Regions from separate parts of the Mus musculus genome. Here regions 2, 3, 4 and 5 are each linked to region 1. The links are chromatin loops, found by intact Hi-C in ENCODE. Cell type or tissue: left cerebral cortex. All regions are shown on one strand. Links, peaks and the distances in the headings refer to the core of each region. The heading gives the core; the rest is flanking DNA. Region 1 holds the start of Rps6ka3 (ribosomal protein S6 kinase polypeptide 3). Region 2 has its middle 270 kb from the start of Rps6ka3. Region 3 has its middle 190 kb from the start of Rps6ka3. Region 4 has its middle 280 kb from the start of Rps6ka3. Region 5 has its middle 260 kb from the start of Rps6ka3.

Region 1 (6,519 bases), core at 1,068-6,067:
ATTCCCTACCTTCACGATTCATTTAGCAGACATTTACTGAGTTCATAATATGTATGTGCCAGGCATTGTGTTAACTGTTGAGGATTCAGAGAAATAAGAGTGTTTGTTTTCAAGAGCTCAGTCTAACTAGCAATGAGACCATAAATGCAATCCTATATAGACAAACCTAAAATCTTTTAGCATGGAGAGAAAATTTCTGATGCATTTGCTCAAGTAAATATTTCTTTGGAAACCCGGATGTTTTTCTGGTAAAATACAATTATTCCCTGATGTGAATCTACTGACAAGAAGATGGCATAATAATAGGTATCAATATTAGACCTCTTTATGAAAACTCTCAACTCTTCTCTCACTGCTTTCAGTATTGGAAAATCATATCAGAAGTAATTTACTCCAAATACCTTAACAATCAAAGGAAACAGTATCTAAAGGCAATTTGTTGAAGTCTACTTTTAATAAATCTAAGCAACCCTTGGCTCTGACATACCTTATTGCCAGAATAGTAAGAAAACTTTTAGAAATTAAAATTTGTGGAATCTTATCCATCAGGCTTTGGAAAACATGACACTGATACACACATGCATGTGTGCACACACATACTGTATATACATACACACACACACATATATAAATACATTAATATATTAAGGCTTTGCCAAATCAGATTGTGTATTTTTATATGCAAGTATTTGCATATAAAAATACACGATCTCTAACTATTAGCATGTCTATGCTTTGACTCTTTCCACGAATGGTCAGAAGAACCTATTCTAACATAAAGCAAAGCATACAATTTGTATCTACCTGGCTTCAAATTATGGCTCTGCCATTTACTATTTATAATCTTTGTGCTCTTAACCACTGAATTTAGTTTCCTACTCTGTAACAGTGGGGGATCACAATCCTCCCTGCTAGGTTACAGGGAGGATAAAAACGAAACAGCATGTTTAACATAGTACTTTTGGATATAGTAGATGCTAAATAAGTAGGCGAGTACTTTGTCTAAATGCATACTATACAGAAAAAAGGATAAAGTAGAATTTTAAATGATTTCTCCCTGCATACTGACACATGTCAAGGAAAAATGTGGATTAACAAACAATCAAAGGAACAAACTATTCAAAGGCAATTTGTTGTTAAAAACATTTTAATGTATCAGTGGATTATTTTTGAATCATAATTATTGTGTATATTTAAAAAGCAGACTCATAGCCAAGCATGAAGACACACGCCTTTAATCCCAGTTCTTGGGAGGCAGAGGCAGGTGGATCTCTGTGAGACCAAGGCCAGTCTGGTCTACATAGTGAGTTCCTGGGCTGTTTCAAAAAACTAAAGAAAAAAAAAACCTAAAATAAAAAGCAGATTATAAGAAAATACAATTTCTTCGACAGGTTCAGCAATTTTAACCACCTTTATAGCTGTATTTTAAATGCAAATTTTTTTCTTTAAGAAAAAATGAAGAGGCTCCCTTGCCATACTGTTTTTCCACACTACCCATTCAAATGACGGTTAAGCATTCTAAGTTTAACTTTATTATTAAAGATTTATAGTATCATATTGGCTCTAAATTCAAATAAAATTCTTGTATTCTGCCAGTCGTAAAAACACGATTTCCTTTTTTACACCAGCCTTTCCTTTAAAAAAAAAAGTAACATATACCTATGTCTTTGCTATTTTAGAACAGCATTATCCAGTAGTAAATTATTAAGCATGAACTTGTAAGCTTTATTACAACTCTTCCTGCATTTAAGAACAAGTAAATATTTTTATATGGTAGTGGAGGTGACAGGGGAGAAAAATTAGAAAAAACGATCTGAACGGATTCCTCCCTCCCCCTCTCCCCCCTCCCAGAGAATGTCAGCGTCCCGCATCTCACACCAAACTGAGCCCGAGTTTTACTGACGTAACCAGTAACCCTACCCACCTCTCACACTGCGGAGGCCGATGGGGGCAGTGGCTGCCGCCAAGTACACCACTCATCAGAGCCTGCCCCATTCCACCCCCGCGTTTCAGTCATGCTTTCCAGAAATGGGGTCACTCGCTCAGTAACTATTACACACACCCAGCCTATCATTCTGTAATCCCCTAAAGTCCGCTGCGAGGATAGAATTCAGCGAAAAGTCAAGAAAGAGGAATCACAGACGCGCCACCATCAGGAACTGATTTTCCACTCTGGAGAGGAGCGCTGATACCCTGGAATGGATCTTGTCTGCATTATTTTTTTAGATCGCCAGTTGATTCTGGGACAGTGGCGGCTGTGAAAAGCTCGGTGCTGGGATGTGTCCGCGGAAATTCTGTTTTGCCTTGTTTGGGTATACTGTTTGGGTTTCTGACACTGGGGTGGGTATCTCAGGGCCGATCATCAGATCCCGGGAGAGGAAAATCAGATAGCCCTTTTACAGCGTCCGCTGATCTCCTTGAATTTCACCCGCTCACCTCCATGGACAGGAAGCAAAAGTTATACTGGGGTCTTCCAACTCAGTGACCTCAAAACCTAGGAGTAGGGGACCTAAGGCGCTCCGTTTTTCTTTTGCAGCAGCGGCAGAGAGCGCTGCGGCAGACTGACCGGGGTGTGGGGGGATCCCTCAGTCCTGGACCCCTTACTCAAAACCCTCCCGGCTTGGCTCGCCCACCTTGCCCTGTGGGCGCCCGTCTCCCTGTAGCAAACCCCTCCGGCGGCCAGACTGAAGTCTTGGCTCCTGGTGAACCGAATCCAAAGTCTCTAAGATTCCGGAGAAGACCCTAGAGCCGGCAGGGCCAAACTTCCCAACTCCCCGCCGCCGGCTCCTGCTTTGCCTCCTGCTTCCCCCACGCAAAGTTGATTAAAACAGGCTCTTTGCAAAGCCTCAGCGCCCACTCCAAACCCCACGCGCCGCCACACCGGCACCCCCCAACCCCAAAAGCAGGGAGAGGCGAGGGTGCGGGAAGGAGACACAGACAGATCGGCAAAGCCCAACGACCCAAAGCAGAATCTCGCCCCGGGAACAAGATGTGAGCCGGCGGCGGAGGTGGTCTAAGGGGGGCAGCTCCGGGGAAGAGAGCTAGCGCCGGCGGGGGCGTGGGGAAGGGGCGCGCCTGCCCTGCCGCACGGCTGCACTCACCTCCGCGCTGTCGGAAGGGCTCTCCACAGCCATCTTCTGCCACGGGTCCGCCAGCTGCGCCAGCGGCATCTTTCCCCCCCTCCCCGGCCCGCCGCCGCCTTCACCGCCTCCTCCCTCCCCACCCGCCCCACAGCCGGCTCGGCTCCTTAGCCACTCGAGCTCCAAGGCAGAGCCGAGAAGCAGCAGCCGGGCAGCCGCGGCTCCCCCGAGAGCGAGCTCGACGCCGACGCCGACGCCGACCACCCGAACGCCCAGCGCCTAGCCACAGCCGCCCGCACTCCAAGCGAGAGCCTTGCGCCGCCGCCAGGCACCAGGGCTCGCCCCTTTCTTCCTCTCCTCCTTCCGCCGCCCGGACTACGGCTCCGCCCCCCGCCTCCCCTCCCCGCCGCTTCCCGCGCCCGATCCCAGCAGAACAGCGACGGCCGCGCGCTCCCCCACTTCCGCTCACAACATGGCGTCTAAGCGATACCTGTCTCTCTAGAGCGAGGCTGGGCGGCCTCCGCCACCACCGCGCGCACCCAGGGGCGGGGCCAGTGCCGGACACGCCCCCTGGCTGGCCGCTCGGCGCCGCCCCTTTTCCACCTCCTACCCCTTCCTCCTCCTCCTCCTCCTCCTCCTCCTCCTCCTCCTCCTCCTCCTCCTCCACCTCCTCTCTCTAGCCTCAGCTTCTGGGCCTCGCCTACTTTCAGGAAGGGCGAGCCCAAAAAATTTGGGGGCGTTGGCGGGAGATGGGGTGGGGAGAGAAATGGGCTCTGCGGGGCGGACGAGGTGCCTTTGACTGCCACGAGTCCTAACAGCTCGGAGACTAGTTGAGAATAGGAGAGCAGAGGGGTTCGCGCTCAGCTGGTGAAGCTGGGCAAGGCGCTGGGGGCGCAGTCCGGTGGTAGCAGCCCCAGGCGGAGGCAGGAGGTGTCTTTTCGGCCTTTCTCCTCCAGGGGTGCGCGTGGGCGCGCCTAGGCTATGGGCACATCCCCTCCTGGCCCAAGACTCTCCTCCTTCAGGGTCACAAGCTGGGTATTCATTCACCTGACCCCTTTTCTCCTGCTTGGACGGGGACTCAAGAGGCTTCTTTCCCGGGAGCTAGCCACACATACGTACGTTCGGCTCCCAATTTGATTCAAAGCTTTTCGAGTTGACTCTCGTGTTCAATGTTTAGTACTTTGGAAATTTTTCGTCCCACCCTACCTCCGCCCTAATAACCCTTCCCAAGTGCATAGAGCCCTCGAGTTTCGGCCCAGACTGTCACACTCCTCCCTTGCTACCTAAAGCTTAAAAGAAAACAGGTTCCTTAAGGTTGCCCTTCTTGGCAGAGATTAAGGAGTTAGTAAAAATATCTTCTAGGCAGGAGCGCGGGGTTCCTGCTTCTCCGTTGACTTTAAATAAAAGATTAGATTTTTTTTTTTAAATCAAGCTGGTCGTAGGCGGAGGAGAAAGGGAGGGGAGGTTGTGACTCCTCCTCCTGCCCGAGAAGAGGAAGCCCTAGGTTAAGGGAACCCAATCCTCAGTCGGCAACGGAGCCACAGAATTCTAAGAGTTCGAGAATTAATGGCTGGGCGCTCTGAGTGGATTCCGGGAAGGCTCAGTCCTGGGTTCTCGAGCCCGCTGCTTAGATGCGCTGAGTATGTCTGGGATGTGTAAAAGTCGCTGGGCTGAGTGGAAAGCTACTGCAGCCCCTGGCTAACCGCCCTGCATCGGAAAGAAACACACACACACACACACACACACACACACACACACACACACACACACACACACACACACACACACACATCTCAGGCCAGCTTGTCTACCCAGTCCACATATCTCAGGCCAGCTTGTCTCCCCAGTCCCCAAGGCCTGGAGGGAGGCATCTCTAGCCTCCCACGCTTGGCTACCACAGCGCGTCCCCCCGCTGCGCTCTCCCTGCATGCCTTTTAACAGTTTCCTTTAATCATCCCAGGATCCAGACACCTGGAGTGTCCCCGCCTCACTCCCTTCAGCAGGTGTGAGAATGACCTTACAACCCCACACCTAGCTGGCCCGGGCTGTGGGAGCTGTGCGAGGTTTCTTGCTTGGTCCGACAGAGACAGGTGCTGGGCTCCTTTTGCTGCCATCTGCAGTTTGCCCCTCCAGGCCTAGGAGCCTCATCTGATGAAAGCTCCAACTGTTTTTTTGGGGGGGGGGGCAGCCGGAAATTCTTGCTGAGAGCCCCCTCCCTCAGCCTTGAACTCAGGGACAGATCGCGTTAAACAACAACTAGGCAGGCTCAGAATAAACTGGAGGAGAGAGGCACGACGAGGAGATTGTCACCATTTTTGATTCGGGTGCTGCAAGTACAACCAGGGCCCTAACACAGGTTAGTTGGCCGCGCTGTCTTGATGTAAAAAACAAAACAAAACAAAACAAAACAACAACAACAACAACAAAACATAAACGTGCTCAAAGAAGTTTGACGTTATGGAATTATGTATTGTTTTGCATTTATACACAGAAAACCTAAATTATGTGTCCAAACACACTCTGGCACTAATTACCCCATAGAAACCATATAAAATAAGCCTTTTGAGCCAGGGAGAGGGTTTGTTTAGTGGGTAAAGACACTTGCTGTTTGATAACTTGAGTTTTGATCCCTTGGACAAGAATGGTGGAAAGACAGAGAGAGAGCTGACTCCTAGAAGTTGTCCTGTGATCTCCTAGGCTGGCACACATAGGCACACACATATTCAACAAATAAATTAATGTAATTAAAAAAAATTAAAAGCAAAGCATGCTGTGTGCTGTTTTCAGAACCAACTTTTGATGGTTTCTGTTTACCCTGAAAACAAACCAGAGTAATTTAATTCAATTTTATTTTTTGTAGTTCTCCGGATTGACCTTGGGGCCTCCCTCACTCACAGTATTCGAGCATTCTCAGTTATATTCCCAAGACTTTTTTGTTGTTGTTGTTGTTCTGAGTCAAGCTCTCACGAAGTCTCCCAGTTAAGATTAAGTCTTGTAGTTTTTCTGCCTCGAACTAGCAAGTAGCTGGGAGTTACAGGCCAGTAGCATCAGACCCTGCCTGGAATAACTTTGAAAACAAGGTTAACTGCAATTGTGGGGACTGACTGGTAAGTATGGGTTCAAACACCCCTACCACAGATGTCTTCTTGAACTGGGAACTGATTTAGAAAAATACAATTCATTCTCTCTCTCTCTCTCTCTCTCTCTCTCTCTCTCTCTCTCTCTGCCTCTGAAAATAAAGAAAAGAAAATGATGGGGAAGTGTTTCCTCCGTTTATTTAATCAGATCCAAAAGTAGTGCACTAATCCTCTTTGCTTGGATAATTTAGGGAAAAAAAATCAACTAAGAGTACAATATTTATCCCTGCCTCATCCCCTGTACACTTTTATTATTATTTTTTTTTCATCAATCAGGAGGGGCACAGCATCACACAGTCTGT
Region 2 (6,519 bases), core at 951-5,950, 270 kb after region 1:
GTTCATTTAAAATCCCAAACCAGGCAAAAGAATTCATGCTATCGAGCTAGTGTTTATTTGGAGGCAGCAGGGCTTGAAGTGAGCAGGACAGGAATTCTGGGAGTTAAAATATTATTCTGATTCTTGAGTTACACATTTACTCGAGGAGTTTTCTATGTACTACCTTTAATAAATGCTTAAAAGCCCATGTCTTAAAAAGGTGCATAAATATTAACCAGACAGAGAAGAAAAGAAAGGGGTTATTCAGTGGGAGGAATCCTTCATGGACAGATCACAAGGAAACATATTCACGATTGGAAATGGTACAAATATAGAAGGCAGTGTGAGCATAGCAGCAAAGCCCTGCTCCTGGTCCCCATCAAAGTTCTCAGCACTTCATATAAGCCCTGTGTCTGCCTTCCCATGCTATGGTGCAGTGGTAATCCTGTATTCTACCCTTGTCTTTACCCTCATAATCATTTACTCAAATATCAATATATCTATAGAAGCTCATATTATAGAGTTCTTCAAAAGATGAATTCCAAGTTCTGAACATTACAACTGAAATAGTCTCAGTGCTCTCTACTCTTCATAGACTGCATGCCATGCAGTCAGTTTGGGTAGTGAGTCTAGGAGGCTCTGGGAACAATGTGAGTTCTTTGTCTAAATGACATCTACTCAGCTAATATATCAAAGGATCTAAATGAAGATGGTTCCTGTTTAAACTATAAGGAGGGGGCAGGGTAGAGAAAAATCTTTTAGTCAAATGCAATGTTAGAATTTACAGGCAGATGTGCTCAGTAGCACATTTAGAAAAGGTTGTTTCTTTATTACAACAAAACAAAGACTATCCACCCATTAAGTGGCAGCTATTCATACTAAAGAAACACAGAAATCTTGGTTTCGAAATTTAGAACAAGTGATGTTTTGATTTTGTTTGCTATTTCTTTTTTTTTTTCCATTTTTTATTAGGTATTTAACTCATTTACATTTCCAATGCTATACCAAAAGTCCCCCATATCCACCCACCCCCACTCCCCTGCCCACCCACTCCCCCTTTTTGGCCCTGGAATTCCCCTGTACTGGGGCATATAAAGTTTGCAAGTCCTATGGGCCTCTCTTTCCAGTGATGGCCGACTAGGCCATCTTTTGATATATATGCAGCTAGAGTCAAGAGCTCCGGGGTACTGGTTAGCTCATAATGTTGTTCCACCTATAGGGTTGCAGATCCCTTTAGCTCCTTGGCTACTTTCTCTAGCTCCTCCATTGGGAGCCCTATGATCCATCCATTAGCTGACTGTGAGCATCCACTTCTGTGTTTGTTTGCTATTTCTACACACACACACACACACACACACACACACACACACAGTGTGTGTGTGTGTGTGTGTGTGAGAGAGAGAGAGAGAGAGAGAGAGAGAGAGAATAGAGAAATATGACATAAATCAATATCTTTTGGCTAAAGAGAATCTACCCTATTAAGTCATTTAAAGTCATTTAAAGTACATTTTGTACGCAGATAACACTTGTTACAGAATGAGAATGCATGACTTGTTTATAGTATGGACCTTTCAGATTGTGACTTCAGAGTTAATTGAATGATCTTCTCCTTTCTGGTTGACAACACAGAGGTCTAGAAGAATTATGTCATGTGGGTCCAAGATCATAGTACTTATGGTGGAAAAGAAAAGAGGTAGCTGGCTCTGATGTGGTGGCTCCTGGGCTCCAGATTACCAGGCGTGTAAGAGTGTTACAAAGTGTGAAACACACAAGATTGGTCAGACTTTCTCCTGCCCAAGAAAGCACAGTGACTCCTCACGACCTGTGTCCAGGCTTTTTGGATTGAAATATCTGTGCAAGGTTGTGGTTATTTTTTGTTCTGTGCTGGAAAATAGGCCTGCCTTAGTAAGGGCTATGATTTGGAAGTTTTGCTTCTCTTCTTCCAGTAGCAAGGCGTGTGTGTGTGTGTGTGTGTGTGTGTGTGTGTGTGTGTGTGTAGATGAAAAGTGGAAGCAATCCTAGGGTCTTCTGTATCTCATATCTCTCACCAACTCAATAAGTATCTGATATTGACCTTGAACTTCTTATCTTCCTGTTTCCCTATTTGACCTGCCTCTACCTTGTAAATGCTGGGATTAGAGGTGTGTATCGCCTTATGTTTATGTGGTGGTGGGGATTGAACCCAGAGATTCCTGTATACTGGAAACAGAGATTTTTCTCTTCACCAGATAAAAGGTATGCAGAGGCAATAAGGATATTTTCTGTGCACTTAAGAAGGAAGCCGACAGAATTGTGAAAGTTTGGAATTATAATTTTGGGGCCAAATGGTGGTGCCTCAATGCAGAAAAATCTGGAGGCACAAGTACATACGGGGAGTGAACTATGGGTGGGAAAGCTATAGAAAGTAGAACAATTTCTAAGACTGGAGTCGTGAAGATTTCTTTTTTAAAATGACATATAGACTTAATGTTTATGATCTTGCTGTCTGTTAACTAAATCTGTGTGACTTTGAACAAGGAGGCACTTTATGAGGTGGACACCTATTTCTTTGGGAAAAATGATGAAGCATAAACTAGACTCCCTCTCCCACAATGATAGTCCTGTGGTACCAGAAGGTTACTGTAACTAATGGTTACCCCAGTAAACACTCTCAGTCCTTGAGTTGTGACATTCCCTTTTCTTCCCAAAACAGATGCACAAATTCTACAAGTAATTTGCCCTAGCCCCATTATTTGACCTAAATCAATCCTTTGGCTTCTGGGGATTTTAACCATTCTCTTCATCTGTATGACAGACTTACTGGCTCAACTTGAAGAGATTCAGACTGGATGAATAATTGCCTTGAAAAAAGAGGCGGTGAGTCATCGTTCTAAAAATCCATATTGCTTGGCATTTACAGCACTCCTACTCTGTATCATAGGAGATGAAAAAAGAATTTGCTGCTTATGCCCTCTGAAGAATGTATTTCTTTCACATTTCTGGCAGGGTAGACACATTATCAATGGAGCAGGTCATTTTATACAGAAGTTCTGGTCCTCTCAAGGACATCAGGGTCAGGAAGTAACTATCACTATAGGCATGGGGTCCTGAGCTCACAAGTATTCTGAATCTATGTCTTGCAGTACAGTGCTACAGACCAAACAATGATTCTGGTACTAGGGCCATGATTGCACCTTACATCTTTTGCCTTTGGTCCCTCATCATTGGGATGTTTTCAAGACCATTTCAAATATTGTAGGGGTTATTAGAATTAAAAAAAAGCAAAGGGACTAAGGTCTGGCTTGTCATGGGGTCCACTAGTCACATATTTCCACAGCTAGGGAGCATAAGGGGCCTTTGCACACCTCAGTTGTATGGGAAAAGGCTACTAGGAAAGAAGAAAAGATAGTCTTCCAATGATATCTGTGGCAGAAATGTACTAAACATGCAACAAACTGTTTTCTCTTGACATTTGTCTAGATTAAATATTTTAGTTTCTGCTACTATTAGAGGACTCCATGTGACAGACTCCTGCCCAATGGAGCGTGTGTGATACATGTCAGTGCCAATTTTAGGTCTGACCCCATCAAAACTTTCTATGACATCAGTCTCTCCAGCTCTTTCCCTAGATCTCATCCCTCTCTACCATTGGTTGACTGAATTTGTGCTTAGTCGTCTTGGAAGCCACATGTTCAAGACTTCAGCATTTTCCTTAGCTTTGGGGTCCCGAGTAACTATAAGGCCAGAAGTTCCCACTCTAACTATGTTTGTATGACTGAAAAATAAGTAACTTTGTTAAGCCACCAAGATTATGGCATTTAGTATTACTGCTATGCTTACCCCAACTAGTACAGAAAACATACTAGTGCTATGCTTTAATGATTTGTATCTCTCCTCAGCTTTGTATGTTGAAACCTAGTCACAAATGCTATGGGAGCAGGAAGCAGCTCTCTTATATGAGGCAGTCTTACTCATGGGCTCCTTGGGCATTGACTTATCATGGGGCACAGCCATCAAGAATGGAGTTAGTATAAGAGATATTCCTTGACTCTTCTATGTTGAGGATGTAAATTGCCATCTGAAGAGCAGAAAGTAGATCCACAAGTGTCTTAAGTTTGGGCTTCCAGCTGGCACAGCCATGAGAAATAGTTTTTAAAGTAATTTATCCAGTCTATGATGCTTTGCTATGGTGGCACAAATGGCAACCAGGGACACTTTGTGTGTGGCTGTTATAATTATTTAAATCCACTTGAAAGTCTGTGTAGATGGATGGTTCTGTATAGTTTCACTGTAGTGGCACAATTCTAAAAACTCCTCAGAAGAAAGGAATTTCAGATATAAAGCTAGACTCAAAGCCTTAGCTGGGGGATGAACATGCCAAATACTCAAAATGAAGATGATAGGAAAAGACCTAATTTTGCTTGATTACAGATATGCAGCAAAAGGGGGAGTGGGAACATCTTAAATTAAAAAAAAATATTCTTAATGGAAAACACGTATGTTTGGAAAGTGTGTATTTTAAACAACCTTTAAAAACTCAACATAATTCAAAACATCTGATCTTAGCTGATCTCCTTCAAAATGAAGCTGATACTTACCATTAAGGTTTTGTGTAGAATTCCCTGAGACTTTGTGATATACAGTATGATTGTCTGTTTCATAATATAAATTGGATGCTGGGCTCTACTAGTCTTAATTGTTCTATTCTGACTCATTTGTATATCCTTCTTTAGAGTGCCACCATGTCAAAGGCAGCCTATAGAAAGAACACCAGAAGCTCAAGCAGGCATGTGAAACTTGTTTGGAACATCTTCAGAACTCCTAGATTGATCTTTAAATCCTCATCAGTTTTGCCAGTGTCTTGATCACATTTATGGTTGGTTTTCTGTTATCACTTTATGCCTATTACAATGTGTTGGGCTTAATGGGTGTACTGGCTGGTTTTTTGTGTCACCTTGACACAGGCTGGAGTTATTACAGAGAAAGGAGCTTCAGTTGGGGAAATGCCTCCATGAGATCCAGCTGTAAGGCATTTTCTCAATTAGTGATCAAGTGGGGAGGGTCCCTTGTGGGTGGTGCCATCTCTGGGCTGGTAGTCTTGGGTTCTATAAGAAAACAAGCTGAGCAAGCCAGTAAGGAACATCCCATGGGGCAATGGCAGGATACAATGTAGCAACACTTGCTAAATGTGTGTGATATATATAATGTATATATAATATATATAATGTGATATATATAATGTCATGTGTAAGGACTACTTACATCAAGTCATTCACTGAAATATCCAAGTGCCAACTTCAGCCACTAGCTTTATCCGGCTGCCCTTTTAACAATGGTATTACAAAGGTGAAGATGCAGTAATTTGAGTTTCCTGTGTTATTCTTTTCAGTTGCTTAATGTAACAGGTGCCCTTTGCATAACTCCTTGGCATTACCACTATTTACTGTGGGCTGCTTATAGTAAATGCCTGTAATTCTCTTCCTGGGAGAGTTTTCTTTGTCATCAAGGTGTAATTGACATAAAGGACTAAAGAGTTAATACTTCCAGATAGAATATTTCAAAAGTACCCATTGGGGCAACTGATGTACAAGTATCCCAGATTCTTCTAGCCTCAGTAGGATTAAGTCACAGCTTCCCCAGTAGGACTGAGCTTCATTTTTCCATAAAGGCTTACTAGGACAGTTAATTTTCATTGTTAACTTGACTGGGTATGGAATAACCTAGGAAATATACCCTTTTCTTGGTATATCTATGAGGGTATTCCCAGTTATTCATCTCTCTGCTTTCTGACTGCAGCTATAATCTGACAAATTCCTGTATTAAATCCTGCTGTTGTGCTTTTGCCACTATGATGGACAATATTCTCTCAAACTGTGAACCAAAATAAATCCTTCCTTCCATAAGTGTCAGGCGTTTTGCATTGATGACAACGGAAACTCCCAGGAATCTATGAGGATGACCCTGGCTAAGACTCCTGGCAATAGGGGATATGGAACATGAAACTGTCATCTCCTGTAACCAGGCATGACTTGCAATGGAGGGATGGGGATACCAACCCAGTTACAATTTCCTTCCCTATAAGAGATCAGGGATAAAGAGGGAAGAAAGTCAGGGAAGGGCCAACCAAGAACTGGCCTAACTTGAGTCCCATGCCACGAGAAAGAGCCCACCCCTAACACTATTAATAATAATCTGCTATACTGATGATATGATAGTATATATAAGTGACCCTAAAAATTCTACCAGAGAACTCCTAAACCTGATAAACAGCTTCGGTGAAGTAGCTGGATATAAAATAAACTCAAACAAGTCAATGGCCTTTCTCTATACAAAGAATAAACAGGCTGAGAAAGAAATTAGGGAAACAACACCCTTCTCAATAGTCACAAATAATATAAAATATCTTGGCGTGACTCTAACTAAGGAAGTGAAAGATCTGTATGATAAAAACTTCAAATCTCTGAAGAAAGAAATTAAAGAAGATCTCAGAAGATGGAAAGATCTCCCATGCTCATGGATTGGCAGGATCAACATTGTAAAAATGGCTATCTTGCCAAAAAG
Region 3 (6,519 bases), core at 680-5,679, 190 kb after region 1:
CCTCAAAGCACTCACTGTTTCTTTTTTACCCCTCAGCTCATGCTTCGGTCTTCCTGAAGATATCTGATGTTGGCAAACGTAGGAGATAGTTTAGCTTGGGATCCCCACTTGGTTTGGGTTTATGAACATTCCCTTTTTGCAGTAATGTACATGGTAGCTCAGCTCATTCACCCACATGCACCTCTCTCCTAACAATGCACCCATCATCACCAGAACCCCTTGAAATCCCCTATCTGTATCGGAATGTGCATGTTCCCATCTTTGAGCAGTGGAACCCAGATTCAGACTTAGGATATTTTCTATCTGAATATAATCCTACTTTAAATTGTGGAATATCTGGACTCTACAGCATATGTTCTTCAAATGTATTATACTGGAGTGATAAGTTTCTTGGCAATGTTATTACTTATGACTATTGTAGCATTTAATAACAACAGAAATTTCATTTGTGGTCAAAAAGAAACAAATTTTAAGAAATCCAAAGTGCACTCCCTTCCTAAATGCTTGAAACACAGGCCACTGATTTTATGGAAGGGTTTTTGTTGTTGTTGTTGTTGTTGTTTTGCCTTCAAGTGTGGTACAAGCACTGTTGTTTCTGTATTAGATTTATACATGATATAATTATAGAAAAGTAACTTACACTATAACCTCCTGGGAAGAAGCTGTGCCTATATCTATAGACCTTATTTGGCACTGTGAAATTTAAGAAACTAGCAAGAGAGACAACCCAGATCATTCTGGTTATAGATGTATCCCAACTGACCACCTTCTGAGATCAGGCCCCCTGTCAGGTGTAAAGCTAACAGCTCCTCACTGCATCAAAGGTCCTAGATTCTTGATAAGAAGTCAGTATTGATTTCTTTGAAGTATTTTTTTTTAGCTGATGGATATGGAAGTAGGTCATTGCCTTCATTTTCATTCCCAAAGCTATAGTTTTGCAGAAAGAAGAATCTTGGAAACCAACCAAGAAAGGCTGTAATGCCCATTAGGGGATAACTGCAATAGCAACTTTCCACTTATGCATCTGGAAGGTCCTGAATACTTTATCTATATCATGGCCAACCTTCACATCAACCCATTAGGTTCTAGAAACTTCCAGCTTCAACTTATAGACAGGCTCAGAGAGGTTAAAAAGTTGGCTCAATGTCACAGAACCAATAAATATATCTTAGAATTGAAACCAGCTCGACTCCAAAGCCTGCATAATTCCCACTTTGCCAAGCTACTTACTCAAGTTTTCTCTAAGGAAAAGAGCTAGTCTTTTGTTGACTTACTGCTGAGTTGTTATTAGATAGTGTTTAGTTTTCTCTCTATTCAAGTTGAGATACTTGCACCCTGTCAGGGTAAATCAAGCTACAAAACCAATGGCACATCTTTTGTGTCAAAAATGAAGATGAAGCAAGTGATCCAAACACGTTTCGTTTCTTGCATTTCAGAAACTGTTTCTTTCTTTCTTTTTTTCTTTCTTTTTTTTTTTTCTTTGAGACAGGGTTTCTCTGTATTGCTCTGGCTGTCCTGGAACTCACTTTGTAGACCAGTCTGGCTTCTAACTCAGAAATCCACCTGCCTCTGCCTCCCCAGTGCTGGGATTAAAGGCGTGTGCCACCCCCCTCCCCGGCCAGAAACTGTTTTTGACTAAACAATGAGATGCCAGGACTGGGAAAGATGAGAAATCACACTCATCTTTACCTTTAGAAGGTACTTTTGTCAAACATTCAAAACAATTGCTCTGGAAAACTACCATAGTATAACAATTGGGGAGTAGTCAAGACAGAATCCTCCCTAGGTATTCCAGAGGGAACTGGATTGGAATACCAGACATTGTTTATAAAGTGTTGGCAAGATACAAGGAACCAAAAAGGGACTAGTGAGGAAATGCAGAGTAGTTACTATAGGAAGTACCCCTCTCCAGGGACCACAGGACCCGAGGGACAAAAAGAAGAAATGATGCTACTAGAGCCTAGAAGTATCCTCTCCACTGAAGTCATTCATAGCTACTGATTTGGGCATTCTGTTACTCCTTCAACTGGGGCCCTGTAAGCTGTCCATATTGTCAGATCTGCTAATATCACTGAAGCATTCAGTTTCTGGCAGCTACCAGCATTTGCCCATCACTGCAGCTGCTTGAAAAGCAGAAGGCCATCTGCTAAGTCAGATATCCCACTAGAACCAAATGTCTTACCCTTTTCTTCCACCTTCTAATCTGCTGTCATTCTTTCTCTGTGGTAGCACCGAACCATAGGCTGAGAATTGTAATTTGCATTTTTTTTGTAATAAAGAGGTGACTGAAAGAAAAAAAAAAGGAGTAGAATCGGGTGATTGGCCAGTCATGGTCCATTATGTGTTTGACAATATGACCAATTTATATGAAGGTTTACCTTATATTTTCTCCCAAGGGAATTAAGGAATTGCATCTCATGTAAGAGAAGTCTATATAAGTGGTCTTGGGAGTCCAGAAATCTATCTGTCTGGTTTCTGAGTTCAGATATAGTTTGCACAACAAGTTCAGATAGCAAAGGATATCTGGTGTGTGTGAGAGAGAGAAGAAGGAGGGAGGGAGAGGGAGGGGAGACAAAAAGAGGGAGAGGGATATATATATATATATATATATATATATGTATCTTTTATTTCATACTCTAGTGACAGCGTTCACACAGAGGATTCTGGAAGTGCTGAAAACATGAAAAAATCTATGGGTTAATTCCTCAATCCAATAAGCACTCATAATGATGACCATATTGAGAATAATTTCCTCAGGAAAGAGTCCACACTCTATGTCCTGTGGCTATTATATATGGTGCAAGTTTGCATGAACCAGTATTTTCTTTTTGGCTTAAGTTGTGTACCACAGGATCCTCTGTATAGCTTTGCAATGCACACATTTATTAGCAGACTTTATCTTCAGGTGACAACCAAATCTAATCTAATTTTATTTGTTTCAGATAGTTCTTTATAAGCAGCAGGCATTGTCCTATTACCGGCTGCAACAGCTAACCACCATCAGAGTTCTCCAAGGCAAATTACAAAATGTATCCATGTATCTTTTAGCCAAGGGTGTGATTAGAATCCCCTGTGCCCCCTCCTGGCATAGCTACACCTGGTACTGAGAGTCTGGAGACCAGGCCCTGTCAGAGGAAGCGCTGCCGAAGAAGCTGACTTCTCCCCTGGGAACGCAGATACCTTCCTCTTTCTCGCCCTTCCAGGGCAGCAGGAGAGGGAAGAACTGAGGTCCAGGCTTTTCCCTATCTCCCTGAGGCCAGGACAGTCTTCTCCGTTGACCATGGAGTGAAGGTCATTCTACTGCCTGTGCAGGTAGGGAAGCCGTACTCCTGTTTGTCCTTTGAGTTGCCACGTGTCTTAGAAACTGCAGCTAGGCACGTGTGGACCTAGATTCCAAGCCCGGGGGGCTAGCTGACAAAGGGGAGTGCATTCATATCCCAGGGAAAAGATGGGCTGTCCCCACCCACGGGGCCGTGGGGTTTTCCTGACTTGCACTGCATGTTTTCAGCTCCTGCTGCAGAGATGGCAGTGGGTGCCCTGTGAAGGGGTTTTGTCTCGTCCCTATATGTTATATCATTAAAAGAGCCTTCACAAATGCCCCCCCCTAAAAAAACCCAACAATGAGATGCCAGGACTGGGAAAGAGATTTCTCTTTCCCATAGAGATAAGAGATAGAGAGAAATCTATCCCAGTGAAACACCATCAGAGTTCTCCAAGGTAAATTACAAAATATAGCCATTTATCTTTTAGCCAAGTGTGTGATCAGAACTGTATCCTTTGCTTTTCTCCTTTGGTAAATCAGTGTTTATTTTCTAAGCCTTTATTGCCCCATCTGCAAAATGGGAGACAATAATAACTGCCTTGCCAACCCAATCCAAAGACAAAATGAGGTCATATAAAAGCTGTATATTTGTAGCACCCACAAATGTAAAGATTCCTGAGTTTTTAATGTTTGTTTGAGCTCTCCCAACTCATCAGGGGTTTATGCTGCCTTTCCAGCATGGGTCCTTTTGAGCAGAGTGACAATTCTTTACCTTTCTGTGACTCAACACTTACAGGGCTATCATGGTCTTCTGGCTTTAGCTCTCAAGTGACTCCTGCCAGTCATAACCTATTTATTTCACTCACTTTGTCCCTCTCTGAGCCATTGTAGACACTGTTGCCAGACACACTCTAAAAACAGATCTCTGATTTTTTTCTTTCTCATACCTAAAACAAAACAGAGACATAAAATCCTTTTTGCTTGCCATAGCTAAGTCTAACTTTTCTTGGTATATGCTAATCAAGACCCTTTAGCAATGTCACAGGCTTCTTATTTCTAGCACCAAAGCTCCTGCCACATAGTCTATGCCTTGTTCTAAGAGACCCAGACTCAAGTTCTAGTGCAGTCTCTCATTAGCAGTGCAACCTGCGACCTGTTACCTTTCAATGCCTCTGTTTTTTTCTCTGTAAAAGGAGCTGCTGCTGATAACACTTATTTTATGATATTGTTTTTAGAACTGTATAGTGTGATATATACTAAGTTCTCAGCACAGTCCCTTGCATAATTAAGTGGTCAAGAAATGTTATTCGCTATGGATATTTGCATCAGCATTTGAGATTATAATTTTCATTTCCATGTGTTGTTTCTTCATCTGGGAAGCCCCTTCATCTTGGCCCCATCACTTAAAATCACAATCATTTCTCATGTGACCTTGGCAAGTTATTTTGAGTCTTCTCAGCCTTTGTTTCTTCATCTGCAGAATGCAGAAAGTCATAGCTAAAGTATTTCATTGGACCGTTCTATGGGATTCATGAGATTATATGGAGGCTCTTTTGTGAACTAGAAAGTATGGTGTGCACCTGCTCTAGATTTCTTTGATTATCCCCTGCTTATTCATCATCAGTTTGCTAGTTCCTGAATATATACTTTGTACTTCATTTTTGACGTTTGTCATAGCCCAGCCTTGTTATAATTGTTCTTGCAATTTATAGCCATATCTTCCTCTTTGTGGAGATAGGGTCTTATTCTGTAGTCCAGGCTAGACCTGAACTCATGACAATCCTCCCCCCTCTCCACACCTCAGCCTCAGAAGTACTGGAGTCACATGTGTGCACCTCCACACCCTGCTTGGATGGGATGCCTTTAAAGGGTACAAGCAGTGTCTCTGGCTGTTGCAGTACAAGACAGGGCAGTATGCTTGCTGAACTGAGCTGAGATGTAAATTCATAATACAACTTGAGTGGGTAACTTGTGTGTGTTTGTGTGTGTGTGTGTGTGTGTGTGTGTGTGTGTAGGCAAGAGGGCAAGATGTCAGTGTTCAGCGTCTTCTATCACTCATCCACTTTTTTTTTTTTTTTTTTTTTTTGGAAAAAAGGGTCTCTTGTTGGCCTGGAACTTGCCATGTAGGCTTGGCTAACTGAGAGCTCCAGGGACTCATCTGTTTCTAATGCCTCCTCCACCCAGCACTGGGATTACAGATGCACACCACCATGGCTAGATCTGAACTCAGGTTTGCATGCTTATATGACAAACACTTTACAAAGGGGAGCAATCTCCAGAGCCGGAGTTGGTATTTTTATTTTTGTATCTTTCTTTACTCTGAGATAGGAATCCCTCACAGGGAAGTTCCTACTTTTACTGACTAGGTTACAAGCACAGACCAGAACTATGTCATGGGTGGCTTCCAGCTGAATTGCAGCAGCCACTGGGGACTTGTTAGAGCTGAAGAAACTTGGGCTTCACCCCAAACCTACTGAATCAAATTCATATGGCTGGAAAGGAGGACTTTGTGTTTGAGCAAATTTTATGCATATCAACATCTCAGAAGCATTTATGTAGACAGTTTAAAAGGAGAAAAATTAATCTCCATTTGACATTTTATAAAGGAGTGCTTATTTGTAATAGTCTGTTTAATGAAAAGGCGATTTATTGCTGGCAAACCATATGTTTTCGAATAAGCAACATTCCTTTCAATTTAACAGAATTTTCTGGAGTATCCCAAAACTCAAGGAACAGTTATTTTTTACTGGTTTATTATTAGTATGGTATACTTTAAGTTTAAAAAGAAAGAGGAGAATAAAATGTAGAAGAAAAAAAAAGCAGCCATTGGTACTTTGCCTGATCATGTCTATGAAAGTGTGAATTGGTTTTTTGTAAGAGCATGGGGCTGTTGACTGTATATCCCCCATAAAAGTCTTATCCCTTGTTGTTAGTGGAGAAAATCATCGTAAAGTCTCTGCTTTTCCACTTTGAAAGCTTCATGCTTCCATATTGAAAATAGGAACTGTATATTGCAAACAGTAATGGCTCTCTGCTGGAACCTGTTAGAAATGTCATCCTCTCAGCTGTGGGAATAAACATGTCAGAACTTAGATGCTAATTACTGTCACATGAAATGCAAGGAGACATCTTAGGATTTCTTGGCTGTTAGGAACCCCATCTTCTTGCAAATGGCAGCACATCACAGGGACTTTTACACTGTACAGTTTATAATTTACATGACTGACCTGTTATTTTAAAATACCAACAGGAAGATT
Region 4 (6,519 bases), core at 532-5,531, 280 kb after region 1:
GTTGCATGCAAATTCTATACATTTTTATATGAGGAAATTGAGCATCATGGAGTTTTTTGAAATTAAAATGTTTAGGTTAGCATGGAACACAATGGGTTTCTTTATAGCATCCTCATACATGTATATCATATCTTATTTTCATTCATTACCCTTTCCTGCTCTCCTCTTTTATCCCTACAATCCCTCCAAGTAGTTCACTTCTTCCACACAGTGCTCCCTTCTGCCTTCACTTTTAATTTAATTTTTTTATGAATATGAGTACACCATTGCTGTATTCAGACACACCAGAAGAAGGCAAAAGATCCCATTACAGATGGTTGTGAGCCACCATGTGGTTCCTGGGAATTGAACTCAGGACCTCTGGAAGAACAGTCAGTACTCTTAAACACTGAGCCATCTCTCCAGCCCCACTTCTGCCTTCTTAACACACATATTCCTATTACCCAACTCTACTAAGAATTTTCTTTCCCCAATCTCTTCTAGTCTTGTGACCTGCCCACATACATATTAATGTATAAACACATACATATATAATTTTAATTTTATACTTCACATGTAAGAAAACTATAGTATTATCTGTGTTGTTTCATTTAATATAATGATTTCCAGTTACATCCACTTTCCTGTAAATGTTATGATTTTATTTTTCTTTATAGCTGAATAAATTCCACTGGGTACATTTCTTTATCCATTAAACTATTGACAGATGGTGTATATTGGTCTCATTTCCTGGCTATAGTGAATAGTTCAGTAGTAAACATGGATGTGTAAGTATCTATGTGCTACATTGAATTAGAGATCTTTGGGCATATGCTCAAGAGTGTTATACACTTAAGAGTGTTATCTGGGTCCTATTTTTAGCTGTTTAGGGGAACCTACATACTGTTTTTTATAATGGTTGAACTGCTTTGTAATCTGACCTGCAGTGAATAAGTGTTTTTCCCCACATCCTCTCTAGAAGTTTTAATCTGCATTTCTCTGATGAATTAGGATTTTGAGCACATTTTCAAGTATTTATTGGATATTTGTGTCTCTTATTTCGAAAACTGTCTATTCAGTATTTTATTCCATTTATTGATCAGATGGCTTGGTTTTTTGGTGTTTAATTTTTTATAGTTTCTTATTTATTCTAGATACTATCCCTCTGTTTGATGTACATTTGACAAAGACATTCCCCATTCTATATGCTGTCTCTTTATGATTGTTATTTCTTTTGCCATGCAGAAGCTCACTGAATTTCTGAAATCACATTTGTTGCTATTTCATATCTTTCCAGGAGTTGTTACAGTCCTTTACTAAACATTCTTGCCAATATCTATATCTTCAAGTGTTTTCTTCTAGCAGTTGCAAACTTTCAGGTGTAACTTTAAGGCCTTTGGTCCATTTTGAATTGATTCTTATGCAGGGTGACACATAGTGGTCTAATTTCATTCTTCTACAAGCAAAAGTCTAGTTTTTCCAGTATCATTTGTTAAAGAGGCTATCTTTTTTCCAATATGTGTTTTTGAAATCTTTCTTACAAATTAGGTGACTATAACTGAGTTTATTTCAGGGTCCTCTACCCTACATGTCATATATATATATATATATATATATATATATATATACATACATACATACATGTGTGTGTGTGTGTGTGTGTGTGTGATGTTTTATTACTTTTGAGATCAGATATGAGATCTCCAGCATTCCTCTTCTGCTAAAGTTTGCTTTGTGTACTTAGAGTCTTTTGTGAGTCCACATGAATTTCAGTAATATTTTTTCTAGTTCTGTGATGAATATTACTGGAATTTGGGTAGGGATTGCATTGAATCTGTAGATTACTTTAGGTAATATAATCATTTGCACAATATCAATTCTGCCCATCTATGAGCATGGAAGGTTTTCCCATCTTCTAGGGTACTTTTCAGGCTTTCTTCCAATGTCTTCAGGTTTTATACCCTTGGTTAGGCCTATTCCTATTTACTTATGCTATTGTCAATGGGCTTGTTTCTCTGATATTTTTCTCAGTACATTTATCATTGGTGCATAGGAAAGCTACTAATTTTGGTATGTGGATTTTTATTCTGTTACTTTGCTGAAAGTGTTTACTAGGTCTAAGTTTTCTGATGGAGTTTTTAAAGTCTGTTGTGGGGGAGGCTATGCTTTTTTTCATCCCTTAACTCTTTGACAGTTCCATATATGTGTATAATGAATTTTACTTAAGAATACTTTCCATTATTTTCTCATATCCTTCTCCCTCAAAAGCAGACTGCTCTTTTGAATTATATTTTTTATTCTTGAGAATTTCACACATATATACAATACACTATAATTATATCCATCCTCATTTTCCACCCCCAACTCCCATACACCCCAACATGTCTCCCTCTAACTTCATACTTTTTCCTTATTTTAAAAAATACCCTTTAAGTCCAATTAGTGCTGTACACACGCACACACACACACACACACACACACACACATACACACATGCTTGGGACCATCCAAAAGGAAACTAAAGAGGAAAAATATTGCTCAATAGTGGAAAATGCAAGCTAATTTAGACGGATATATGACCGAGAATAATGAAAAAATTACTTTATTTTTGTCAGGGTCTTATTATGCAGCCCTGGCAAACTCAGGTATCCATCTTCCTCTGCCTCCCGAGTACTGAGGTTAAAGGCATGAGCAACCACACCCAGCTTGCAAATGCTGTTAAAATGCTGCTAACGGTATATAGTAAAGCAGAAAGACTCACAGGGGATAAGATAAAATGAAAAAGCTAAAAAGGAGAGAAAAAGATTAAAAAAGAGTGTTGAGTTAGCTTCTTTCTGGCTTCTTGGACACTGGATTATATGCATGAAGTTGGTGGAGTGTCAATGGAACCTGTGTCAATCGGACCCTTCCTATGATTCGTGTTGTATTGGACAAGTATATGAAGTCAGCCACAGCTATCTTTACCTTGGTAATTTTCCTTCTTTGAGTACCAGGGGCCTCTGCTGGCCACATTTAACTTTGCAGTTTGTGGGTTGGGCACGTTCTCAGTGTTGAGACTGGGCAAATGATTTCCCTTCAAGTGGCTCTATTAGATGGGGTGTGAGTCCCACGTGTGTTAGAAGTGAGGGAAGCAATCTTAGCACTGAGAGTGCTGCAGTGCTTTCAAGACATCTTAAGTATTAATCACACCACTTGAAAGATGCAACTGTGGGTACCAAGTCTCAAGCTCTACGGTAGTAGTTTGCTCCAGAATTTGATTATTCTGCTCACCTCAGGACCTAATCCTTTGGAACTCTAAGGGCGGTTCTTTGTTGGTGAGATCTGTTTTGGGTCGCCAAGAGTGGGGCTGACTTTCCCTGTGACCTCACTGCAAAGCCTGAGCTGAAGCTCCTGCCACCTCTCTAGGTCTCTCTTTACTATGGAGCTATGGAAGGCCAAATCGAGGCTCCCTGATCTGTACATGTTTCCTGATCGGAGTCCCTTGGAGTGGCTCAGTTTTTAACAATAGATGATCTCTTAAGATGGCAGGTGGCTGCTCCCCTCCTAGTCACAGGGTAAACTGAATAGATATTTCTTTCTCTGTATTGCTGATCTGCACGCTAGAGGAATCACTTCCTCATGAAAACCCAGAGTTAGATCTGGGACTTGTGAGGGATTTGGGCTTATCCTGAGGATGGGGCTTACCTTTTGGAAGTGGCTTCTGACTTCCCTCTATACTAGGAAATGGTGCAGCCAAGGCTGTGCTCAGCATTCAGGCCAAGCATCTCTGCTTCTTTTCTCCTTTGTGGATTTGACTTTTGGGCGTAGCCAAGTTTCTTTCCTTGTGATACTGTCCTTCACTCTCTTACAAAGAGGGTGCCTCTAATCTGCTATCTTATCTTGAATTCAACATCCACAGAGTTTAATCCTTGTGGCAGACAGGGAGTCCTAGAGCCCTATGAACAACAAAGAAAGACTGCATTTTATCCCATTCATTCCTGGGAAAAGAGAATTTTTGATTGGGGTCCAGTAAATAAATTCCCCATCTGGAAAGAAAAAAAAAAGGCCAACTATTGGGATTTTATTCTCTATCCTCACATAGAATACTTCATTAACCTCTTAATATTATGATATGGAACAAATGCTTTTCAGAGGAGACATTTGTATGTGTTTTATTTGTTCGTTATTAGTTATAAAGCAATAAAGCATATTTATTATTATTTGTGTGTACATTTGTGAGTGTCTAATATGTTTGTGGACACGTAAGTGTCAGGGTGCATGTGTGGAGGTCAGAGGATAATTTTGTAGACTTGGCCCTTTCTTTCTAATTTTTTAAAAGAGATTTATTTATTTTATGTATATGAGTACACTATAGCTGTCTTCAGACACACCAGAAGAGGGCATCAAATCCTAGTCTAGATAGCTGTGAGCCACCATGTCATTGCTGGGAATTGAACTGAGGACCTCTAGAAGAGCAGTCAGGGCTCTTAACTGCTGAGCCATCTCTACCCCACCTCTGTCTTTTCTTCTTATGTGCTCCAGGAATGAAATTGAAGTTGTCAACCTTGGTAAGCAAGCTCTCCTACCCTATGAGCCATCTTACCAGTCCAAGGAAAATATCTTAAAAGACTATAATAATAGACAGTGTTTCACTTCCAGATACCACTTTAAGAATTATTCATCTCCTGTAGCAGTCTCTTGTTTTCAGGGTATATACACCTCAACTTTGGGTATATAAATATTCTCTCTCATGGGAGGGGCATGATAGTGAGTCACTTGGGGAACATTGTCTTATGCTATTCATGTAGATTTTGTGTACATATTTGACACTCATTTTAATGTGCTAATTCCCCTATACATCAATGTAGGTTATGCTTATTCTTCCTAGAATTGAGAAACATGAACATAAGTTTGACTCAATTCCACCTGAAAGAAATGCATGAAGATATCCAAGGCTACAGGAACAAGAATTTAAGGAAATCTTACAAAAATCATTTTCTTCCAAAATTCAAGGTGGTTGAAATCCAGCTTCTATCTAGGACATTCCCCAGGATTATGGAGCAACCTCCTCTATTTGACAATTCAAAGAGTCTATCTATTCTCCTCTCTTCACTTCTACCACATTAAGCACACAGAGCTCTGGAGTAGCAGGAGACACAATTGGACTTGGGGTTGAGATGATAGAGGAAATTCACAGAACACAAGGAAAGCACCTAATTTATAATATCCCATGAAAGACTATGATGTTAATGCCCAAAGAAAGGGTTCAAATTCATTATTTTTGACCATGAGCTGGATATTACAGACCAGCTGAAGAAAAGCAAGAGCATATAACATCACTTGATGTGCTAAACAATATTCTAGCCAGACATGGTAGCATATGTTGGTAATTCTAATACTGAGAAGGTTGGGCTATATAGCAAGAGCCTGTTTCAGACCAACCAATCAACAAACAGAAGAAACCACATCTTTCCATTTTGTCATCTGTGGGCCATGGCTAAAGGTTTCAAGACTGTTGCTCTACCTTTAGGTGTTATAGTCATAATAAGGGAGTGAAAGAGCAAATGGAGAAGACAAGTGAGATTTCCCCCTTCCTAGGTTGCCTCTATAAGGGGCTCTTTTGGAAGCCCTACGTTTGTAGGTGATCTCATAAATACTTGTTTGGAGCATAAGAATCTTTTTTAAAAAAAATGCTTGGCATCAGATTCCCTAGAAATGGGCTAATAGATGGTTGGGAGTCACCATGTGGGTGCTGAGAACTTGGTTCCTCTGCAAGAGCAGCTAGTACTTAGGCACTGAGCCATCTTTCCAGCCCCCTGTAGTTACACTTATCCATTTCCCTCTATCATCATCCTTGATCCTCCTCTCCTCTCTCTCTGCCTCATTTCCTCTTCCAGATACTGTCCCTCCTTCTTACATTCTTATTCTTATTTGTGTGTTTGTGAGGGAAGATTAAAAAATATACTCAGTATTTTAAAGAATATTTTATTAATTGTAGTCACTGTGTTGTACAATAAATCTCTTGAATTTCTTTCTTTTATCTCCAACTTTCTATCTTTGGCATCATCTAGTCTTATTCCACTCACTGCAACTCTCATAACCCCATTCTATCCTTTGCTTCTACAGTGTTGTTAGATTACATTTATAGCTTATTCACTTGACATAATGTCCTCTGGGCTCATCCACATTGTTGAGAGTGACAGAATTTCTTTGTTTTAATGTTAGAATAGTATTCTATTATCTATATAGACCACATTTTTTTTTTTTTACTTTGTGAGGAGAGCCGGTACGTGCTTTGAGCAATCGTGTGCATGCCGCCAGTAATCTCTGAGAAGAGCTGTGTGTGCCGCGAGCAATCGCCATTATAAGATGGCGCGGGCCTCCGCTGTGCCTAACTAGTAAACAAGCCTTGTACTCAGGTGCGAGAGTGAATTCACTCCTAGTCACTCCCATTCTCGGGGTGTAATAGTGGGGTGATGGGCAAGCAACGAATCGGGAGCTGTCACGCCATATCAGGTGCTGAAACGTCACGCTGCGGGTTATAAAAGCAGCGCCATTTTC
Region 5 (6,519 bases), core at 537-5,536, 260 kb after region 1:
CAGGCAATGATGCTTGTCAGCAAGTCAGAGAAGGATGAGGGTAAAATGGTGCCATTAGATGGATGAGCACTCACTGTTCTTTTTTTGTGTGTGCATTTTTCATATTCAGATAGAGCTGCTTTCAACAGCTCTTTCCCTCAGAGCATTCCTTCTCACTTAGTGCCCCATTTGAGTCATCTTTTCCCCCCAGGTGTCAAAGCTGTATTAGCATAGCATTTCCTCTGTACTTAGTAAAGGTGTATGTCTGATGAGTTCATTTATTCTCTTCTTCAGCAGAGAGAAACAGTAAAATCACTAGTGGGGGGGGGGAGGGAGGAATGCCAGGGAATAGAGTGCAAAGTGAGAGGTGAGGGTAGGGGAAATGGGGCATGATTTAAGTAGAGACGGAAGAGGAGTTATGTTATAGTGTATGTTCTCAGCTACATATGTGAGGCATTGCATTTACTTTGCTTCATTTAGTCTTCTCATGAATCTAGTGATCATATCATTATCTCAGTTGTGTAGTATTCATCAAAGACTGCTCAGAAATGGGTTTGAGCCAATAGAAAGTCTTTATTAGCTTGCTGGCAACTATACTGACTGTTCGGGATCCCAGTGTAGCACCAAGCCTTTCTCAGGGTGAGCTTTTAAGCACAAAACTTATGTTCTGGGTTGACATACTTCAGATAACAAGAGGTTTACAGTCTGAATGGTACTTCCATCATGGAGTCAGTTGTGTCTGGGGCCCTGTTACAATCTCCATTTTTTAAATTGGATATTTTCTTTATTTACATTTCAAATGTTATCCCCTTTTCCGGTTTTCCCCCTGGAGACCTCTTACCCCATCCCCCTTTCACCTGCTTCTATGAGGGTGCCCCCCCCACTCCGGCCTCCTCGACCTGGCATTCCCCTATACTGGGGCATTGAGCCTTCACAGGACCAAGGGCCTCTCCTCCCATTGATGTCAGATAAGGCCATCTCTGCTACATATGTGGCTGGAGCCATGGGTCACTCCATGTGTACTCTTTGGTTGGTGGTTTAGTCCCTGGGAGCTTTGGGGGATCTGGTTGATTGATGTTGTTCTTCCTATGGGGTTGCATACCCTACAAATGAAGAAAATGAGCCTCATGTGTTTTTTGAGAAACTTGTCTGGGGATGCAGAAAGCATTACTGTAAACTGTGCCTGATTCAAATTCTAACCCAAGCAGATCTGGTTTCTAGCAAGTCCCTCCCACTGTGCCAGAAGTTTCTGAGGAAGACACTGAACAGATAACCTCTGAGTAGCTGGGGATGAACATTGAAAATGTTATACTTTCAAAACACTATGGAGGTTAAACTAGACACATCTGAAGAGCTGAATTTGTCCTAGAGATGGCATGTAATGTCTGCAAAATAAATAAATAAATAAATAAATAAATAAATAAAATAAAAGGGTTTGGGATAAAACTTACAGAGGCAGGTGTCACCTTCAATAATTCTTATCATAAGCCATTGAGGGAATTAGATGGATCAGGATAAAGGAACACCCAGGCAAGGGGAAGAAAGCAGCATTTGGATTGCAGGAGACTCAATGAAAAATGACTTGTCGATTTTTGAGCAAATATTAAGTGATATTGTTTGAGTTAATGGGAAAGGGCTGATGACTTCCAAGTCACCACTAATGGCTCACTCATTTCAGGGGTTATTAGATAGAAATGTTTAAGTAAGGTATAACCATAACTATAGAACATGCTATAGTGCATGTGACTTATACCAACTACCTTTATTCAGAGTGTGGTCCCTGCTCCATTCCCAGGCCACAAGACTGTCAGTCAACTAGTGGTAAGCAGAGGCATTGAGAATAAGCATGTAGGAACATTTTTAGATGTGTGTGTGTGTGTGTGTGTGTGTTTGCACCAAAGCACATGTGTAGAAGTCAGAAGACAATTTTCAGGAGTCTCTTCTCTCTTTCCACCTTGTACGTCCAGGAGATCCAACTTCAGCTGTCAGGTTTGACAATAAAAACATTCACCTGCTGAGCCATCTCACCAGAGCTAGAGACAATTTAATGACAAATTAATATTGTTGTCCTATCAAGTGATCAATGTGCTTGCATTTAGGATGCTTTAAAATATTTTTTCTGATAACTTATTTTTATTGAATTTTATAAAATGATTGGTTTATACCACTAATGGTTTGAAATGAATTGATCTATGTGACATGTTAATTAAGCTATTATTAATTAGGTTCTGAGTGCATATGGATCTACATGAAATTACATGGCTTATGTCTGTTTTATCTTTTTATTTAGGAGAGAAAAGTGAGCTTTTCTTCTATTGACTGATTATTCTCTGATGTGATAATATGAAGTACAGCTGTTCTGGTAAACTACAAGTGAGTCAGGTATGTAAACTGGTTGTCTGTGGGAGGCTTTGCAAGTTTAAGAATAGAGAAACAACAGCTCTCAGTGAACCCCAACAAATATAATCATGAGATATCCTTTATTTAAAACACACTTTATAACTGAATGTTCTCTTTAAAAGCTCCTTGTTGAATGCATTGAATGGTTATTAAATTGTCTTTATGTTTTAAGAGGACTCTTATTATTATCTTGAGTCAACATGGATTAAACACATTTTCTCCTCTAATTTATTATATCCTAATGAATAATTTAAAACTCATAGGTAAAACCCTTTGACATTCAACTGTAACTCAGAATTAGGTAATTTCAAGTGATTATTTGAACTCACAGATATGTGGCCTAATTATGTTAAAAGATATATACCTTGAGTGGGTAAAGCTGCCTGCAGCCAAGCCTAATGACTTGAATTTGATTCCCAGAACCCACATGGTGGAAGGAGAGAACTGACTCTCACAGGTTGTCCTCTGATGCTCATACACACACATCTACTGTGGCATGTACACCCCCAAATACACATACTAAATTATATATACATATGTGTTTGAATAACTTAAATATTCACGTAGCTTTTTTTTTTAATTTCAGAAACTTCTCTAAATTGTGTGTACATTGTTGAAAGATCCAGAGCCGACCATTTCTCTTTCCTTAAAATTCTAGAACTCTTTGCTGATACGTTTGTTAATCACGAGCCTTGCTTTTAGCAGTCAGAGCACCCTGGTAAAACAGTTTCTGACCTTCAGCTTGTCATGTTTTATTTACAGGATCAGCGTGGCACACTTAGCTGATATTGCTTTGGGGATTCTGGGACCTGAACACATGAAGACATCAGACAAAGAACCCTTTCTTTTAACCAATGATCTCTAGACTTTGAGTAAGTATGCGCAGGGCTCAGAGTCATTGGAATTTCTCTGGATCCTGTAAAATAAATCAGTTTCATAATTTAATTCAACAAATAGGAAAAATGTGTTTTAACGTGTAGTGATTCAAGTTACATTAGAAATTCATCTTTAGGGAAGAGTTCAGACTCATGTTGTGTTTTGTTTTCTTCTCTTTTCTTTTCACATTTCAAAAGGCATGAATTTTAAAATCTAAATTCCTGAGTTTCCATGAAAAATAAACCTTTCTATATAGCATACATAAACAATTTTAAGGATTTGCAAGCTATTTAAATCTACATTGCCCATAAGTACAAATAATGTACATTTTTTCCTAATATTTCAGGAGCTTTAAAAATCTCAACATATGATACAAAATAAAGTGTTATTTTTTTTTTCAGAACAAAATGTATCAAAATTCTTACCAAAGAATTCGTCAGCAGAAATAATTGTTCACAGGGTGATTTTTATCTTGGCCTTTTCAAAAAAGCTGCATTTGATAATCATTTTTAAAAGATCCTACTATGAACATTGTTACTTTAAATGGTCTGCTTGCTATGTTTAGCTACAACATGCTTGACAAAGAGCAGTGCACATGCCCGATAAACTCTTCATAAATTTCTTATAAGGTAATATCTCCTTGTCAGTTCTCAAGTCATTACTTTTGACATCAAGCAAAGATACAAATGGAAAGTGAACATACAGCCCCTGCAATCACTTTAAATGACTAATATAGATCACAGGAGAGGTTGTTAATGAGAATAAATGAAATAATATTTTCTGGCAATATGATGGTTGCTTTTATGAAGCCAAGAAGAGGTGGTTAAATTTTAAAGTTGATTAGAGTCTGCTAAACCATGGGGTGATGAAATACTGTCAAAATAAATCTAGATTAAAGTCTATTCTCACCATGGTCTTTCTAAATATCACTGTATATTTCTTATACAAAATTTAATTAAATTTCTCATTTGCTTGCTGGTAAAATATATTCAGATAAAACACATTGACTCATTTTGTGTTAGATACTACTAATGGTGTGAACTAATGCTCAATGCATACAATTTAAAGTATACACTTGCCTTCATATATTTGGTGATATAGGGAAAGGTCTGAGTTCCTATTCAGATTCAACTTTAAGATCAGATTTGGTGGCTTTCAATAAATCATTTTACAGATAGATTATGGAGCTACTGTGGTCACATCATCTATCATCTACTTGCAATGGTCTTTGCCTTCTAGGATCTTAAAATATAATTGAGAAGACAAGATATACAGACATGAAAAGTTAAATCATCATCCTAGACAGTGATATAAAAGTTATCTCAAGGCAATATATGATTGAATAGCAAATAATGCCTCATGTCTCTGCACTAGTGATATTTATAGCTGTACACAGAAGAAAGCAAGGCAGAATGCTGTGAAAGCTTGAAGGTGAAACATACAGAGAGAGTGGGGAAGGAATTCCAGACTGGCATGCACAGGAAAGCTTTCATGAAAGAGGTAGATTGGGGGATGGTCCTTTAATGTCATTGGACATTAAAGGTTTGCTAGGGGGAAATAGGTCTGTTAACTCTCTACTACTATCTATTTCAAATTCTAAATTGTATTTCTGCCAGGCTTTATTTATATCCTTAGTAAGACTAAATGTGCTTGAGCCTGGTGATAACTTAGCAAAATCTGCATTCTCTTCTTTTGGGGCTAGACATCATTCCCCAGCCTTCTTTAAAGTTATGTAGAGCCATGTGGCAAATATCTGTCCCAGGAAATGAATGGAAATGTACTAAAGGACTGCAATATAACAAATGATCCTGTAATTCACCAGATTTGGACACTAAAAGACCTCTTGTCTTAGTTTCTGAGGGTCATCCAGGCATTTAGGAACCTACTCATTAGACAAGAGACCCTATATCAGGAAATCATTTGACCCTGGGGGGTATGGTGTGAACTAGGACCCATGGTCTAATACAGTTTTCCCTGGAATAGACTGTAGGTCTGTATGTTCCAGATTATATGTTCCACGATTATATGAGCCCATTCACAAGAAGCTCGTGGACCTCCCTGTGGAGCTATGTGAAGATCATGAGATTACATAGGCTTCTTTCAGAGGAAGTGATTTATAAGTCTTCAGCTCTGAAAGTGGCATACCATTAGAAGACCCAGCCGTGGAAATAGTTTCTGCCATATCTTATTCACTGCACAGGCCCTCCCTGCTCAGAGTGGGGACAGGCTATGTGTGCTCGTGGGCACCAGCAGGCAGGGCTCACTGGAGCCATAATGAGGGCTGTCCACCATAGAAAAGGCTCTTTGTTGCTTTCTGGCTTGATCTTCAAAAATCTCTCATGGTCTTTCAACTTCTGTCCCCTTTCAGCTTGCTTAAATGAAATGACACCCAGTGCAACTTCAGCCCTCAGTAAGTTCACTGAGGGGGCTACTCTGTGGGATTGTTCACCTAATGAGGGATAGAAATTGACCAAGAAATAGAATTCTCCTGCAGTTGAGCTGCTGCACAGTTGTATGTCCATTTGGTTGAGGAGTTTGTCTACCCAGTGGATCTATGTGATGTCCTTTTTCAGGCAAGGTGAGGAACAGTGGTAAATAAGTGAGCAATCACTTGTATCATGTACATTTTTCCTTTACAATTCTATTTAATTTTTAAATTTATTTTTTAAATAGGATTTTTGCCTGTGGACCACTATGTGCCTGGTATCCTTGGATGCCAGAAAGGGACATCAGATCCACTAGAACTGGAGTTACACACAGCTGTGAGCCACCATGTGGATTTTACAACCAAGGTCTCCTGGAAGAACAGCCTCTGAGCTATCTCTACAGCCCTGGATTTATTTACTTTTTATTTTATGTGTATGAGTGTCTTGCCTTTTGGATATCTATGATGGACAGAGTAGGCTGCCAGATCCCCTGCAATTGCAGTTACAGATGGTTGTGAACTGCCATGTGAATTATGGGATCCAGGGTCCTCTAAATGCTCTTCATTACTGAGCCATTTCTCTACCCCTTCTTTTGTTCTTTTTCTTATGCTATTTTTTTAAATCAATAAATACCAGCTGAATTCCTACAGGTCAGACCTTGTTCTTGATGCTAGGAGCATAGTTATAACAAGAGAGAGTATGTGTTTCTTGGAGCTCATATTCTGGTGGAGTGTCTGGTGGGTGCCACTAGACCACACAGAAAAAAGTAGGCTGTGCTAATATTCTTATTCGGGAGTTGGAGAACTATGAAGGCATTAGCAGAGTCTCCTGTTTTGCT

Evidence for each region. A loop is a pair of places that touch in the nucleus more often than their neighbours do. Peaks named below come from ENCODE experiments on the same cell type or tissue, not always from the same donor. Only the 100,000 strongest peaks of a DNase experiment are listed, where the experiment ranks them.
Region 2: it touches region 1 in a loop (7-fold over the local background); 11 of 42 quality-filtered maps call a loop at or near these places.
Region 3: a loop joins it to region 1, with 2.3 times the contacts of the local background. A loop is called at or near these places in 4 of 42 quality-filtered maps.
Region 4: a loop joins it to region 1, with 5 times the contacts of the local background. A loop is called at or near these places in 10 of 42 quality-filtered maps.
Region 5: it touches region 1 in a loop (2.6-fold over the local background); 2 of 42 quality-filtered maps call a loop at or near these places.

The regions. Positions count from the first base shown.
Region 1 is chrX:159,252,771-159,259,289 of GRCm38, reverse strand. Rps6ka3 (ribosomal protein S6 kinase polypeptide 3) reads right to left here and starts at 3,508. Exons shown (of 22, transcript NM_148945.2): 1 at 3,102-3,508. The coding sequence starts at 3,170. In left cerebral cortex, for the core only: a CTCF peak has its summit at 4,012; DNase peaks (open chromatin) are centred at 3,943, 4,532, 4,942, 5,017 and 3 more places; H3K4me3 peaks cover 3,318 bases; H3K27ac peaks cover 2,179 bases.
Region 2 is chrX:158,981,255-158,987,773 of GRCm38, reverse strand. No RefSeq gene overlaps it. Among named protein-coding and RNA genes, the nearest start is that of Rps6ka3, 270 kb to the left of the region's middle. In left cerebral cortex, for the core only: no CTCF peak of the experiment used is centred there; DNase peaks (open chromatin) are centred at 1,845, 2,308 and 2,851; H3K27ac peaks cover 1,051 bases.
Region 3 is chrX:159,061,970-159,068,488 of GRCm38, reverse strand. No RefSeq gene overlaps it. Among named protein-coding and RNA genes, the nearest start is that of Rps6ka3, 190 kb to the left of the region's middle. In left cerebral cortex, for the core only: no CTCF peak of the experiment used is centred there; no DNase peak of the experiment used is centred there.
Region 4 is chrX:158,968,426-158,974,944 of GRCm38, reverse strand. No RefSeq gene overlaps it. Among named protein-coding and RNA genes, the nearest start is that of Rps6ka3, 280 kb to the left of the region's middle. In left cerebral cortex, for the core only: a CTCF peak has its summit at 2,976 (motif pointing left); a DNase peak (open chromatin) is centred at 2,955.
Region 5 is chrX:158,992,006-158,998,524 of GRCm38, reverse strand. No RefSeq gene overlaps it. Among named protein-coding and RNA genes, the nearest start is that of Rps6ka3, 260 kb to the left of the region's middle. In left cerebral cortex, for the core only: no CTCF peak of the experiment used is centred there; no DNase peak of the experiment used is centred there.